Linked DNA regions of Homo sapiens: all the other regions are linked to region 2. The links are chromatin contacts, found by Hi-C in ENCODE. All regions are on one chromosome and are shown on one strand. The core of a region is the stretch at or near the end of the contact, and the rest is flanking DNA. Distances in the headings are between cores, read along the strand shown.

Region 1 (3,392 bases), core at 335-2,834, 3.2 Mb before region 2:
TTGCAGTGAGCCGAGATCGCACAACTGCACTCCAGCCTGGGTAACAGAGCAAGACTCCGTCTCCAAAAACAACAACAAAAAACAATAATCTGTGTTTAAAATGGCATGTGAAAGGGGTTCCTCGTATTGGGTTGTTTTAATGTTTGGTATCTCTTTGACTACACAATGCAACACTTACAGTAAAAGTACAACCTTTAAAAGTATAAAAAGCCCATCTCCCCAATGACTTTATAAGTCTACCATTTTACATTTTAAGGAGTTTGCCCCTGTTCTTACATTTAGTAACAACATGGCCTTCCTCATTCTCTTTCAAACATTCCTGGAATTGATTTTCTGAATGCACTTAATCCTTTGGTCACAAGCTCAATGAAAAGGAAAAAAAAATGCACTTAAATATTCCCTGCATCAATTGAAACTGAAGCCCTCAGACAGCTGGAGGAAAAGGGGGGGAAGGAAAAAAAAGAACAAAATAAACAGGAAGTGAAAGTGACAAGAGAATCACACTGCTTACTTTTTGGCTTTTAAGCCTTTAACAATCTGAAAGTAATCTTAACAGTGTGGGGGAGGAACAAACGAAAACTCAGAAACAGCTCCCTCCCCAACCACACACACCCTGAAGGCTTTGGCTGTCTTTCCTCATCTGGGTCAGAGTTTGCACTCCCGGGCTCCTGTCAGGCTCCATCGCAATCCTCCTTAAACTCAGCGCTTTCCCCTTCTTCTAGTCTTTTTTGGTGCACATCCACTCTCTACTCCTCCAAGCCACGGTTCTCCACAGACCACAATACAACGGTGTCAGGCCAACTGTTACTCACCAGCACACTCATGATTCACCCGTCTCTCGGGTGTCTGAACAAAACGCGAGTTTTTCTTCCTTCTGGGAAAGGGAGGTGCTCGCAGATTTCAGGATGGAAATTTCACTCTCCTGCGACCGTCCACACCCGGGACGGTCACTGCCCCGTTCATCGTTTCCGGGCTCCTTAGGGGCTCGGGCACTGATCACCAAGAGGGAACCGGCCCCGCGGCGCAGCGGCTTTGGAAACTTGCTCCTGACCGAGAGCTGCAGCCCAGAAACTGCCTCCCAGGTTATTCTGCTGCTCCCAGGCCGAAGTCTGGTGGTCCCCGCACCCTATCTCGGCCCGGGTGAGGCACCCCCAGCCGCAGCGCTCTGGCTTCACCTTCCCCGGGCCCGGAGTCTTGACCTCAGCCCAGGCCTCCGTGACCCACGTCGGCCGCCCGGCCACCACCTGTCGGGACCGCCCGGCGCGCGGAGCCCGGCAGCCAGCAAAACGCAGTTGACTGCTCGGCCGCTCGGCTTTTGCTCCCGCCAAAGTTGTCCAACGCAAACTTTGCACCAGCCTACCCCGAACCCCCACAGCCCGGCACCCGCTCTTACCTGGGGCGGAGGCGGCAGCGGCCACGGGCGCGCTGGGCGCCAGGTGCCAGGGGTCGGCAGCAGCCGCGTGCGCCACGGCCAGAGGCCCCTCTGGAGCATCCTCCCGCCCCAGGCGCGCGGCTCCCGCAGGCGTCAGCGGCGCATCCTCCCTCAGCCGGGCTCCTCGTCAGCGCCTGGTGGCTCCGAGCTGTGGGCGCTCCCGCCCCGCCTGCTCGCTCAGCGCGCCGCGGCTCCAGCTTGGGCGGGCTCACGGGAGGGTGTGTCCCTGTTTCCACTTGTCGGCTCTCTACGCATCCGGGCGCAGGGCTGTTTTCTTTCCTCCGACCAAAAAAAAAAAAAAAAAAGAGAGCGAGAGAGCGGGAGCCCGAGAGCGGGAGCCCGAGGTCGAGGGCCCCCTCCTTCTCCAGCAGAAGACCCTCTGGAATGAACAGCAGCAGGCGACGCACACCTTGCGAGCTCTAGATTTCAAAACTCGCTGTTAATTCCCGGTGCTGCGTGCTCTGAGCGCCGTCTTCGCCATCCAACCCAGACGGGGATGAGACGAAAACAGCGTCCGGCATCTGGAGGGGGCAGGGCCGCTCAGGAAGTTTGTTTTCCCCACCGAGCTTGGAGAAGACGGATTGAAGCGGGTCGGCCGAGGCCTCTCCCACCTCCACAACCTCCAAGGCCTCTGCCCCGGGCTGCGGTGCCGGGCCCCTGCTCGCTGGCGAGTGCGGTGTGAGGCGGGCAGCCCGGGCCTACCCCTGCGGAGGTTTGTAGTTCACGGTATAGGGGCCCAAACCCGAGTTTTTTGGGAAAGTATCTCCCACAGAATTGGCTTCTCTTTTGAAGCACGTTTTTAATTGAAGAAGCTTCGGAACCGGTATTGAGTTCTTCTAACTACTGGGAAATCGGATGCTTTGTTTTGAGACTACTTATTTTTGAAAGCAAACCAAAGGCATTAAAGAGCAACCTAAACCAATTACAGTAGGGTTGTTAGATAAAATATAGGATGCCCAGTTAAACTTGAATTTTAGATACAAATAGTGAAGTATGTCCCAAATATTGCATGGGTCACATTTATTATTTTAAAAATGAAATATCTGGGATATACTAAATTATTTGGTGTTTATCTGAATTCAAATTTAACTGGGCACTCCGCATTTTTATCTCCTGAATCTGCAAGAGGGTTCAGTTAATGAATCAAAATTGGCAAACCTGCAATAAGTGGCAAATCACTCCTGGCGGTAATCTCCTTTCCTTATTGAAAAGGGAAAGAATCACAAGTTTCTACTATAGTAAAAACTTTATCACTATTAAAGGCTGATTCACCTGTGTTAACTAGCATGTCTTTCAAAATACAGTTGCCCCAGATGGAGAGTGACACATGAAACTTTAAGTTCATATGGGAAGGTAAATTACCTTACCTGAATCTTTTCCTCCTATTAGCTAGTGCTCCAAGTGAAAGAAGCGTGTATTTTTGTTTTTTTGTTGTGAAGGGTTCTTGTTTAATACAACTGAAAAGAATGCCTATACAAAGAATTGACATGAAAAAGCATTGATTCAACACTCATGAGCTAGGTTCTGAAAGGTGTAAAAAAATTACCTGAACATTTTTAGAAATTGGAAACTACAACTAAAACTGATAAAAATCCCTATTAACATTTGTGAAGAATCTTGATAATGTGTCCTGAATTGGTGGGTTCTTGGTCTCACTGACTTCAAGAATGAAGCCGCGGACCCTGGTGGTGAGTGTTACAGTTCTTAAAGGTAGCGTGTCCGGAGTTTGTTCTTTCTGATGTTCGGACATGTTTGGAGTTTCTTCCTCCTGGTGGGTTCAGTGGTTTCGCTGGCTTCAGGAGTGAAGCTGCAGACCTTGGCAGTGAGTGTTACAGCTCTTAAGGTGGCGCGTCCGGAGTTGTTCATTCCTCCCAGTGGGTTCGGGTCTCACTGGCCTCAGAAATGAAGCTGCAAACCTTCACGGTGAGTGTTACAGATCATAAAGGCAGTGCAGACCCAA
Region 2 (3,729 bases), core at 1,199-3,698:
AATGGCTTCAATCCCAAGAAGCTCTATTATTTTATGTACATTATGAAAAAAAACACTATTGAATCAACTGACCCAATGCTTTCTTATTACTTAGACACATCCTATATTATTTATTGACAGACTTCTTTTAAATTTAACCCTGGATTTTTATCTTGTATCACCCTTTGTTTCCCCACATACACAGTAACTTTTCATTCTAATGCTAATCATAATCTTCTAAATGATCTTTAAAAGGGAAATTACACTCAACAACTATATGCCAATAGTGCATATATAACTCAACTGAAATAATGACAAGATTAAGTTATGACTAAGTGGGTGTAAGTGTGGGCAATGACAAATATCTCACAACTGCCAATTCATCTACAGTGATTTAAAGATGTCAACAACTTAAAAATACATCCCTATTTCAGAGATGTTAAGTAAGAGAAAAATGTGTATCTCAGAATTGATGGAATATAGTAATTTTAATCATTTTCTTCCTTTCTTCTCCTCCCTTCATTCCTATTCTTGCCTTCCAACTTCTTTCCCTGATTTGCTACACAATCTAATTACTGGATATGTAAAAATATTATAGTATACATAAAATACCCCACACTGAAAGACCGTCCTTATTATAGTGTAAAGCAATGTGGTACCTTTTAGCACTAGGTGAAAATTCCTGCTAGGATTTAAATCATATGTGTCAAAAGTCAGAATTTAAAGAAGAAAATTAAATACACTGAGAACAATGCATCTGAAGACACTCAAAATATGTAAGCGCAGCAACCAGCAGTAATTCCCTAGGTCTTTTATCAACCTTTGCCAAAACCTATAAAAAGAATATCTAAAATTGCTTTTTTATGGAAGTTCCTATTTCCCTTACCAGACAGCCTGCTTTCCCTTTACTGATGAGGACATAGGGGGTCCTGGAGGGTTTAAAGGATGGCTATAAGGAATGACTATAGGGTGGACAGCTATGAGAGGCCAGTCCATGCATTTCTAAATACCATCGTCATTAACACAAAAACTTTCCTCCCCAGTACAGAGTCCATAAAATTTAAAAAGGAGTATGCCTTGGCCTCCCATGACCCTCTTACCTCACAATAAGGCCATCTTTTACCTGGTTAAGATTTGCAGACTAGACCCATTACATACCTTGTCATTAAATACCTATAATATACCCTAACCTTTGCAATCTTGACAGATGTGATTTCCATTTTATAGACAGATCCAGGAAAATTACATGACTTATCTGAATCCCTTCAAGTACCACATAGCAAAGCCATGATTTTAACTTGTGTTTGCCACTCTGAAACTCACACTGGAATTCATTTTTCAAGTGTCCTCCAAAGCCTAATTAAATAAAATTAACCCTGTCATCTATAATACTCTTACATATCCAAATTAAGTGCATCAAGAATATAACTGGCCATTTCTTACCACCCATAGTCAAACCACCATTATGCTTCCTCTGGATTATTGCAAAACTCTTCTTATTGGTCTCCTTTCTCCTACCACGTCCTCCTCTGTGTATTTTCCTTAAAGAGTGACCCTCTTAAAAGGAAGTCAGAGCCCATCACTCTACTGCTCAAAACGCTCCAAAGTCCTATTTCATTTAGAATAAAAGTTAGATGTCCTCAAGATCTTCATGACCTGCTCGCCTTGATTTAATCTCCAGTGAAGGACTAAACCCTTCACTCAACTCTGCCCTACAGGCCTCCTTGCTATTCTAGCACGTTTCTGCTTCATGACCTCTGCAATGGCTGGTCCCTCTGTCTGACTGCACTTTCCCAAGATATTCGCGTGGTTAAATCTCCCACTTCTGTCAGCCCTTTACTTAAAAGTCATCTTTTCAGCAAGACCTTCCTGTGTCACTTTATACCCTTCTTCCCTGCTTTACGTTTCTCTTCAGGACTATCACGACCTAAAATACAGTATGTTTCTAATTACTTTGCTTAGTATGTGCCTTCCTCTCTAAAATGTGAGCTACAAGTAGACACAGATTTCCGTCTGTTTTGTTCACTGCTGTTCACCTAATGCCTAGAACGGTGTCTGGAATAGAGTGGGCGCTTAATAACTATTCGCTCAATGAATAAATTCCTGTCTTCACCCTCCTCTCCCCCAAAGCACCTAAGTCCTTTGACACACACATTCACATAACAGTAAATACGCTTAGGGATCGATATTTTTCTGTAGCATTCTTAACTTAGGCCTGCATCCCATTTCTCAAACGTGGCTCCTTTAGAAGGAAGTCTCAAACTCTTTCCTGTTTCCTTAGGCCAGGGCTGGTCCTGCTGCGAACGGACTACCCATTAGCAGCGCAGGCCAGGTCCTCTCTCCTGGAGGCAAGTTAGAGAAGGAAGACCCCTACGATCGCAATCGGCGATCCCCGAGTGAGTGACCCGCCACGACGTCACTCACATGAAGCGGAGGACCACGGGTTCCGAGACAGCCACAGCAGGAAGCATGTAGGTCCAGCCACCCGCGTACTATAGCAGTGAGAAAGGACCCAATGAGGTGTCCTTGCTGAAAGCCTGAGTGTTCTACAGATTCAACCCTCAATTCTTTCTTCCTCTTCCTGTGCTCAGTCCCATTAACCTGCCATACCACGCTCCTCGTCTTCCATTCCCTCACCCAGTATTTTCAATCGACCCCCCCCGTCCCCCCGCACCTCTTTCTCTCTCGCTATATGTCCTTTCGTGGCCAGTTTGGGCAAGGGGAAGGACACCACAAGTCGGGGTCTTTCCTCAGCGTTGGGTCGCGGTGGCTGTGAGGGCGGAAGAAAAGGCCAGGCTGAGGGGAGGGTAGAGGGTGAAAAGCTCGGATCTGTGTTTGGGGAAGGCCAGGCTTGCGCTCCTCGCCGGGTTCCGCGAAGGTTAACCTTGGCTGACTTGGCTCGCGAGCAAAGGGCAGCGTCTGAGCTCCCGGCGTTCCAGGAGTGGCCTCTTTTGTAGGAGCACCTGAAATGCAGCGTCTGGTGCACTAAGCCGTAGCGGCAGCAGCAGCCACAGCGACAGCGCTGGGGCCCTGTGTAGAAGCTCCATCCCCCTTGTCTTTGTGCTTGCCTGCGTCCCCAGACTCAGAGGCAGGTATTTGGGTAATCCAGTTTTCCGTGTCGTAGTGGGTGGGGTCTGTGGGAGGTAGAGGACTATCAGGAGCAGTGAGTGGCCCCGCATGTCTTCAGAATAGATAGAGAACCGAGCTGTGGAGCCGCTTGCTGATAGGTACTGTCTCCATCCCTAGCTACAGCCCGCCTTTCCTGTAAATCAGGTTCACCTGAGTCGTTTGGGAACCGTAGGCTTAGTAATCGCTCTGTCACTGCCTCAAAGGAAGGCTAAAGGAGGTTAGAGAATCTAGAATCCGCCCCTCCATTACTCACCTTGGAGGCAGAATTTTGCTTTGGTTTGTTTCTGGCCCTCGAGGTTTAGTCAGTCGTCAAAGTGTAACACCCCCTTGAGCAGTAGGAGAAAGTGAAGCAGAGGAAGGAAGTTACTTGAGGATTGTCAGTGGCTGCTTTTCAAGGATCCCTGTCCTGGTTTCTATCTATTTGAGACAAAAATAACCTCTTGAGAGAATGTATATATAAAATAAATGAATTAGTATCATTTTCCTGTTGAAGAAATGTGAAATTTTATTCATGATAAAATCGGCGTCTTTTGCCCTATTTTTTACTTTCTTTCCCCATTCGAGTCGTTTAAAACTCTAAGTTCTTTGAGGGCACAGAGTCTGACTTGTTCATTATCCTTT
Region 3 (3,490 bases), core at 234-2,733, 3.4 Mb before region 2:
GAATGTGAGCGATCATATTCATGAAGTGCCTGGCACATAGTAAGCACTCAATAAAGAGGGATGTAATTTTTATGAACTGTGCACTGAACGTTTATTATAAGCTCATTTAGTTTGTAACAAACACAAAAGGCCAAACCTAGAACTTATTGGTAATTCTTATAGAAAGGACACACCTATGCCCAATACTTACTCACTTTCTTTTTTTTTTAGAGTCTCGCTCTGTGCCCCAAGCTGGAGTGCAGTGGTGCAATCTCAGCTCACTGCAACATCCATCCACCTCCTGGGTTCAAGTGATTCTCCTGCCTCCGCCTCCCGAGTAGCTGGGATTACAGGTGCCCGCCACCACGCCCAGCTAATTTTCTGTATTTTTGGTAGAGATGGGGTTTCACCATGTCAGCCAGGCTGGTCTCGAACTTCTGACCTCAGGAGTTCCAGGCCTCCCAAGGTGCTGGGATTACAGGCGTAAACCACCGCGCTTGGTCTGCCCAATACTTTCAACATTGCTCTGGATCTTACTGTAAAATTCTTGGAAACTGCTGTGATACTAAGATAACCAGATATTTACAACTGATACAAAGTACTACTGCAATAGTTATTTATGGATCCCGCACAATGCTGGGGGCAGGGTGGTAGGTACAGAGAAACAAACGTCACTGTAACTATCAAGTTACAAAATCCCTTGAGTAGAAAAACAATGACTTCCTTAAGATTTATTTTACTTTTTACTGTATTTAAGTTTACACTACTGTTTCTTCCTTACCAGGGGAGAATTTTATGATTTTTATGTTGGCCCATTTTCTTTTTCCGGAAAGTCTAAACTAGCATTTAGCTCGTCCTGATTAGAGTCAGGCACCGCCAAGGCATGGGTTGGCATCTTCCAGATCCCGCTCCCCCAACCGCGGCCACAGCAGATCTGGAGGACCGGGAGAGGACGCAAGGAGGAAAAGCCCTGCTCTGCGAGCTGACAGCCGGACTCTGCCCACATTGCCAATGGAACCACGTCTTCAAGCCGGAAACTCAGCTGGACCTCTCGCAGCGCTCTCTGCGAGGGGGCACAGGGGTTATTTTCTCCGATGTTGTCCACACCCAGAAAAGCTTGTCTCTCGGGGCTACTGTGCTGAGCCCCGACTGGTCAGGTTAGGCCACCGGGGTTAGCTCTGCAACTCTTGCTTCACGGTTAACAGCCCGGAGAGCTTTCTTAAAAAATACCGACGCCCACTGCCACCTGGGACAACGTAATCAGGCTCCCTAGAAAAGGGGCTCAGGCCTGGGTACTTTTTAAGGTTCTCTTGTGAACCAGGACCAAGGGTCTTGGGAGGGTGCCGCGGAGACCACGTGGGCATGGAGGCCCCGCCCCCGTTTCCCGCCCCGCGCGCCCCTCCCCCGGTTCCCCGCCCCCCCCAACCCCGCCCCCGCCCCGCCCCACCCCTGCGCGTCCCGCCCCTCCCGTGCGCCGCTGACGCGCCGTGCTCCGGCGCAGGCGCACAGGGGACGGTTGCTGGCCCAGGTGAGCGGGCGCGCTGGTCCAGGTGAGCGGGCGCGTCCCCGCGACGGCGCTGCCTGCCCGAGGCGGTTCACGTAAAGACAGCGAGATCCTGAGGGCCAGCCGGGAAGGAGGCGTGGATATGGAGCTGGCTGCTGCCAAGTCCGGGGCCCGCGCCGCTGCCTAGCGCGTCCTGGGGACTCTGTGGGGACGCGCCCCGCGCCGCGGCTCGGGGACCCGTAGAGCCCGGCGCTGCGCGCATGGCCCTGCTCTCGCGCCCCGCGCTCACCCTCCTGCTCCTCCTCATGGCCGCTGTTGTCAGGTGCCAGGAGCAGGCCCAGACCACCGACTGGAGAGCCACCCTGAAGACCATCCGGAACGGCGTTCATAAGATAGACACGTACCTGAACGCCGCCTTGGACCTCCTGGGAGGCGAGGACGGTCTCTGCCAGTATAAATGCAGTGACGGTGAGGGGGCACCCGGGCCCAGCGAGGGCTCGTGCTTTCGGGGGATTGGGGTGACGGAGATCCTGGAGGTGTGAGTGACAGATGCAAGGCAGACCTTGACGGTGTCCTTCGGCTGTGGAAAAACTTAACCACTGCTAGAATCTTGCCGTTCTAGTGATTGAGCAAGCTGGGTACAAGTTCGCACCACTATTGTTAGAATGTGAGAGGTCACATTCTAACGGAGAGGTGTACCCCCCGTCCCATTTGCATTGCTTCTGAATTACCTTTTCCCCCCCTCAATTGCACCAAGTTGCCGAAGAACTTACTGACGTAGGAATCATGGGAATAGAGTGGAACAGACTGGTTTTAGCTCATTTTTGCTTCTGTAAATTGGATGAACATGCGAAGCAAACTGAGAATTTAAAAACCATGCCGTATTAACTTTCTCTATAATTGATATTAAATGGTTTTTTTTCTGCAAACCCATAGACAATAACTTGCGACCTTTGTACAGACTTTTGGTGTACTCGAGTGTTGAGAAAGGGTTCCGATAACTCTTCTTTCCTTAGATATCAGTGACCCGCCTCCTCCTCATTGTTGGTTAACGTTAATACAGTTATCTTCATTTACTCTTTTAATATTTTTTGAACTTTCTCTTTGAACCTGAGAATTTGTTTGGTGGCGGTATGAGTACTAATCAACTCAGTATTTCAGGCAGAGATAGTTCTTTTGTAGCACATTTTTGAGTGCTTAAATATTTTAATAGGTCAGAAAAATATTGGACTTTTGTTTGGAAATTGAAAATGTTAAGAGAGCAGTTGGGAGATCATGTTTCCAATAAGATTAGCCAAGGTTAGAGTCTCATTATGCTGGCAGCGGAAAATAATCGGGGATCCAGTGACTTCATTGTTGGAACCTGATTGTATAGGTGAACTTAAAAGGAACTGGTATCATGTAAACCTATGATGCCACATGCTGCCTGCAATTTTCAAGATAATTTCTAGTTTTATGTTAATAGAAGTAAAGGATGAACTGTATCTTGTATACTTTAAAGCGCTGAACAGGTGCTGAGACATGTTGCATTGCTTCTTAAATTTGTGCCTAAACGTTACCACCTAAACGTATGCTTCATGAAGATGTTTTTATTCTTGTAGAACTTGTTCGGAGGATTAAGTGCATAATTTAAGGATCAAATAGTTGCCTTTCCTAAAGCAAATGTTACAGTTTTACTTAGTCATTCCTATTCATTATACAAATATTTGAGTCCCAACTGTGCTTCAGATGTTGTTCTAATTTGAGATTCAGCAGTTAATAAAACAGACAAAAATCTCTGTCCGTGGAGCTTGAGTTCTGGTGAGGGAGAGATGGGCAGTAAACTAGTAAATAAGTAAAATTAGGGGAAGTGTGGAGTCTGATCAGGGCAGACGAGGGGCCATGTTGGAGGCAATTTACTCTTCTAAATGGGTTGTTCAGCAAAGGCCTCACTGATGAAAGAATATTTGAGAAGAAATCTGCACGTGGTAAGGGGAGGGAATGTGGTTATTTGGAGAAACAGCATTC
Region 4 (3,374 bases), core at 442-2,941, 3.5 Mb after region 2:
GGCTGGTCTCGAACTCCTGATCTCATATGATCCACCCGTCTCAGCCTCCCAAAGTGCTGGGATTACAGGCGTGGCCACTATTACTACTATACATTTGTTTCACACTATGGCCAGTTAATGTCTGACTGGTTACTTTAATAACTGACATTTATACAGCACTGTAGAGTCTCCAGTGTCCTTTCACATATATTATGACACTTTAACCACACAATCACCCTGTGAGAAAGGACAGTCATTATTACTTACTTTAGCGGTGAAGAAACGGGGTTAGAAGATAACTAACCAGGCCAATATCAAGCAAATGGGAAGCAATAACTAATCTGGGTTCCTCCCTCCATCTTCATGCCTAGTCCTGTGCTTTTAGTATATCTGGCTAGCTATGAGAGAGAACACAGATTATTCAGGGAGGAGGGAGGGGCCAGAGGTGTTACTGAGGTGAGCCTCATGAGCAGTTAGGCCATGAGGTAAGCACTTCAGTGCTTTGCTACTCACGGGGTGGTTCAGACGAGAAAAATCTGTATCACCTGGGAGCTAGTTAGAAATGTAGGCTCTCAGGCTCCACCACTGCCCTACCAAATCAAAGTCGCATTTTCAACAAAACCCCAGGTGGTTCCTATGGACACTAGTTTGAGAAGCACTGCTTCACTAGTGACACTACATGGTCACTTGAACAGTATACATTAGACTACTTATATTCATCATTGTTGACGTGTTAAGTTTTTATTAGGTAAAACTTTCTGCAACAGTTTTCAAATTAAGTGTATTTTTAAAACAAGTTTATTTTTCCAAGTAATTGAAGATCTCCACTTCGGTAACTGGGGTCATTAAGGAATGTTAAAAAACCTTAAGCTGGTCAGTGCTTACCCACTTTTAAATTCCTCATAAAAATTAAGGTCTTTCTTTTGCCTGAAGGATACACTAGAGAGCATAACTGCCGTCTCCATACTTTAAACCCTTGACTAAAACAGGCCAATCCTACTGAGGTAAATCCCACCTCCCAACTTGGATATTTCAGGAAGTATTGTATTGTTTTTCTGACTCTAAACTCTACCTAATTAACTAATTAGTCTCAACACTTTCTGGCTCAAGAACTGAAACACAGCAACAGAAGCTAAAGTTTGAGAATTTAAGCTTGTTCCCACATCTACACCTTGGCGGACGGCAGCGACTGATTACGGAGACCAGTGAAAACCCTGCCCCTAACTCTCTCTGTCCTAGCCCCATCCACTCAATTGAGCTTGACTCAGCCTGCTCCCTGCTGTTCTCAGTATTGCTCCCTTAGGGTCAGACGTGCACTAGACTTCAGCACGTGGGAGCGCTGATGAGCGGCCAACCTGGGTCTATTTAAAACTACTATTCCCATCTCGAGGGGCGCCTCCTCCCACAGCATAACCAGCCCAGGAGGGCAGGCGAGTAAATACTGCTCACCTGCTCCACCGGAAACCTCAAAATCCCGGCCCGAGCTAGACTAAAGGTATCTGGTAATTAATCCTTGGCACCTCCCACCACACGCTCCTGATTGGGCGCGTGAGACAAGGCTGTGTCTGCGCGCGCTCTTACCAGTCTGGGGAATTCCATTTCCTCTACCAACCACCGGCATAAGCATTCAGGGGCGTTGCTTTCCTGGCAGTGGCCCGCCCCAGTTCGAGCCGGTGCCTTACTGCGTCTCGCGAGAACTTATGCATTTTGGAGGCGGAACCCCGTCAGGAAAAGCGCACAAAACTGCTCTTAAGTCATTGCAGAGCTACCGCTTCGGTTAGCCAGCCACGAAGTTCTCGCGAGAGTCGTCTCCTCGATACCAAGTGAGGAAACTGGGGGACGCTGTGGGGAGGGGCGTGGGGCTGGATCGCGCAGCGGCTGCTTCCTTTACCTTCCTCCCATGGTCTCCTTCCGGTTCTCGATGCTTCTCTGAGCCTAAGGGTTTCCGCCACTCGTTCACCCTCCCCCCAGCTCATGATCCTCCTCCCTCCCCCGCCCTCCTGGTCCAATCTCCGATCTGTTTAGTAAGAAGGTGCTGTTCCGAGAAGAAGGAAAAGGGCTTGACACGTATTCACTCGGCCCCGGACGTGGGAAGCAAGCCGTCTGGCTTCGGCCTCACATCGGTCTTGTGCTCGGGACGGCGGCGTTGGCGGACTGATCCGCGGCGGTGAAGAGGCAGGAGGAGGGGGAGGGGCGGAGCGTGGCAGCTGGCAGTAGTTCCGTCAGAGCGGACATCTTGTGGCTGTGTCGTGCGCGTGAGCCCCGTAGGGCCGGGGAGGCACCAGCTGCCGCGCGGGGAGGAGGCCGAGGCCGCAGCTTGAGGGAGGCCCCGGCCCCTCTGTACGCGTGGGTGTGGACGGCTAGGGCAGGGAAGGGAGGCCGGCCCAGTGGCCGGCCGGGTAAGAGGGGCAGTGCGGGACCTGGGCGGCTTGAGCGGCCAGCCTATTGGGTGCGGTGGGTTAGGGTGGGAAGGTTGGGGAAGCCGCGGCCTCTCCTGCTGGAGGAGGAGGGGGAATGGGCGCGTCCTCGCGCCTAAGCCGGAGCCTCAGGGACAGCGCGGGCGCGTGGTGGAGGTGGCTGGGCGGGCGCGCGCGGGAGCGCGCTGGAAGGCGGAGTGAGTGTACGGTGGCGTCAGGGGTGACACAGAATAGCTCGCTGCGAGGATAGCAATACACATCAAGTCTCCCTTCCTTTATTTCCTTCCTTTTCCCGGCCGCACCTTTGGACAGAAACCGAAAGCAGCCCGGCGTCCGTCCGGAGTCTTATGCTTCCCCCTCCCCCCTTGCCTTTCTTTGCCCTAGTGACGCCGGTATAGCGCCGACTAGGCCCCGGCTCCTCCTCTGCTGGGCTCCGGACCCTGCCCCGCACCCACCCCTTTCTCCTACGCCTCTTCCTCTCCCACCCGGGTCTCTTCCTTTCTAGAGGCCGGGAAGTTAAACTTGTAGCCACCACCTCCGCTCTTCCCGTCACCCTCGCCCCCACTTCGGGCCGAAAGCACGGTACAGAGGCTGTTGGTGGCTTTGCCACGCCACCCCACCCACCCCGGATCGCGGCTGTCTTAAGGGACCTGGATTCATCAGGGGCTCTTCGGGGCCTGTGCGAGTGCTGATCTGCTCCGTTTTTGCAAAAGGCGCCTGTGTCTGGCAGAGCTGGTGTGAGACGAGACAATCCTGCCCCGCCGCCGGGATAATCAAGAGTTTTGGCCGGACCTTTGAGCATACACCGAGAGAGTGAGGAGCCAGACGACAAGCACACACTATGGCGCTGAAACGGATTAATAAGGTAACCCGCGGGGACAAGGGCATGGGGTGGTAGGAGAAAAGGAAGGCTCGGGCCAAGAGGAAAGCGTGGGGGTGGGAAGGAAGCATAATTCTGAAAATACCTCTTGGATCACT

What was found. A loop is a pair of places that touch in the nucleus more often than their neighbours do. Pooled maps may share reads with other maps.
Region 1: a pooled map shows a loop between it and region 2 (16-fold over the local background). The contact joins the promoter of MCUB here to the promoter of AIMP1 in region 2. A Hi-C loop is called at or near these places in 7 of 50 pooled maps.
Region 3: a loop to region 2 is called in a pooled map, with 10 times the contacts of the local background. The contact joins the promoter of PLA2G12A here to the promoter of AIMP1 in region 2. A Hi-C loop is called at or near these places in 7 of 50 pooled maps.
Region 4: a loop to region 2 is called in a map of ascending aorta, with 6 times the contacts of the local background. The contact joins the promoter of UBE2D3-AS1 here to the promoter of AIMP1 in region 2. A Hi-C loop is called at or near these places in 3 of 168 maps with a recorded cell type or tissue (ascending aorta, chondrocyte and naive thymus-derived CD4-positive, alpha-beta T cell), 2 of 37 single-sample maps with no recorded cell type and 15 of 50 pooled maps.

What each region holds. Positions count from the first base shown.
Region 1 is chr4:109,558,438-109,561,829 of GRCh38, reverse strand. It overlaps MCUB (mitochondrial calcium uniporter dominant negative subunit beta), which reads right to left and starts at 1,584. Exons shown (of 8, transcript NM_017918.5): 1 at 1,394-1,584. The coding sequence starts at 1,492. RefSeq lists an enhancer at 698-897 and a silencer at 1,318-1,637.
Region 2 is chr4:106,315,269-106,318,997 of GRCh38, reverse strand. AIMP1 (aminoacyl tRNA synthetase complex interacting multifunctional protein 1) reads right to left here and starts at 2,448. Exons shown (of 7, transcript NM_001142416.2): 1 at 2,404-2,448. TBCK (TBC1 domain containing kinase) reads left to right here and starts at 2,789. Exons shown (of 26, transcript NM_001163435.3): 1 at 2,789-3,067. RefSeq lists enhancers at 2,240-2,489, 2,980-3,039, 3,120-3,209.
Region 3 is chr4:109,728,063-109,731,552 of GRCh38, reverse strand. It overlaps PLA2G12A (phospholipase A2 group XIIA), which reads left to right and starts at 1,483. Exons shown (of 4, transcript NM_030821.5): 1 at 1,483-1,951. The coding sequence starts at 1,744. It also overlaps a transcript of CFI not described here. RefSeq lists enhancers at 489-1,365, 2,025-2,094 and a silencer at 1,355-1,694.
Region 4 is chr4:102,826,372-102,829,745 of GRCh38, reverse strand. UBE2D3-AS1 (UBE2D3 antisense RNA 1) reads right to left here and starts at 1,691. Exons shown (of 2, transcript NR_131186.1): 1 at 1,561-1,691. UBE2D3 (ubiquitin conjugating enzyme E2 D3) reads left to right here and starts at 2,195. Exons shown (of 8, transcript NM_181891.3): 1 at 2,195-2,319; 2 at 3,110-3,261. The coding sequence starts at 3,238. RefSeq lists enhancers at 295-374, 415-474, 1,643-2,204, 1,876-2,265, 2,205-2,766 and 1 more and silencers at 2,316-2,445, 2,466-2,515.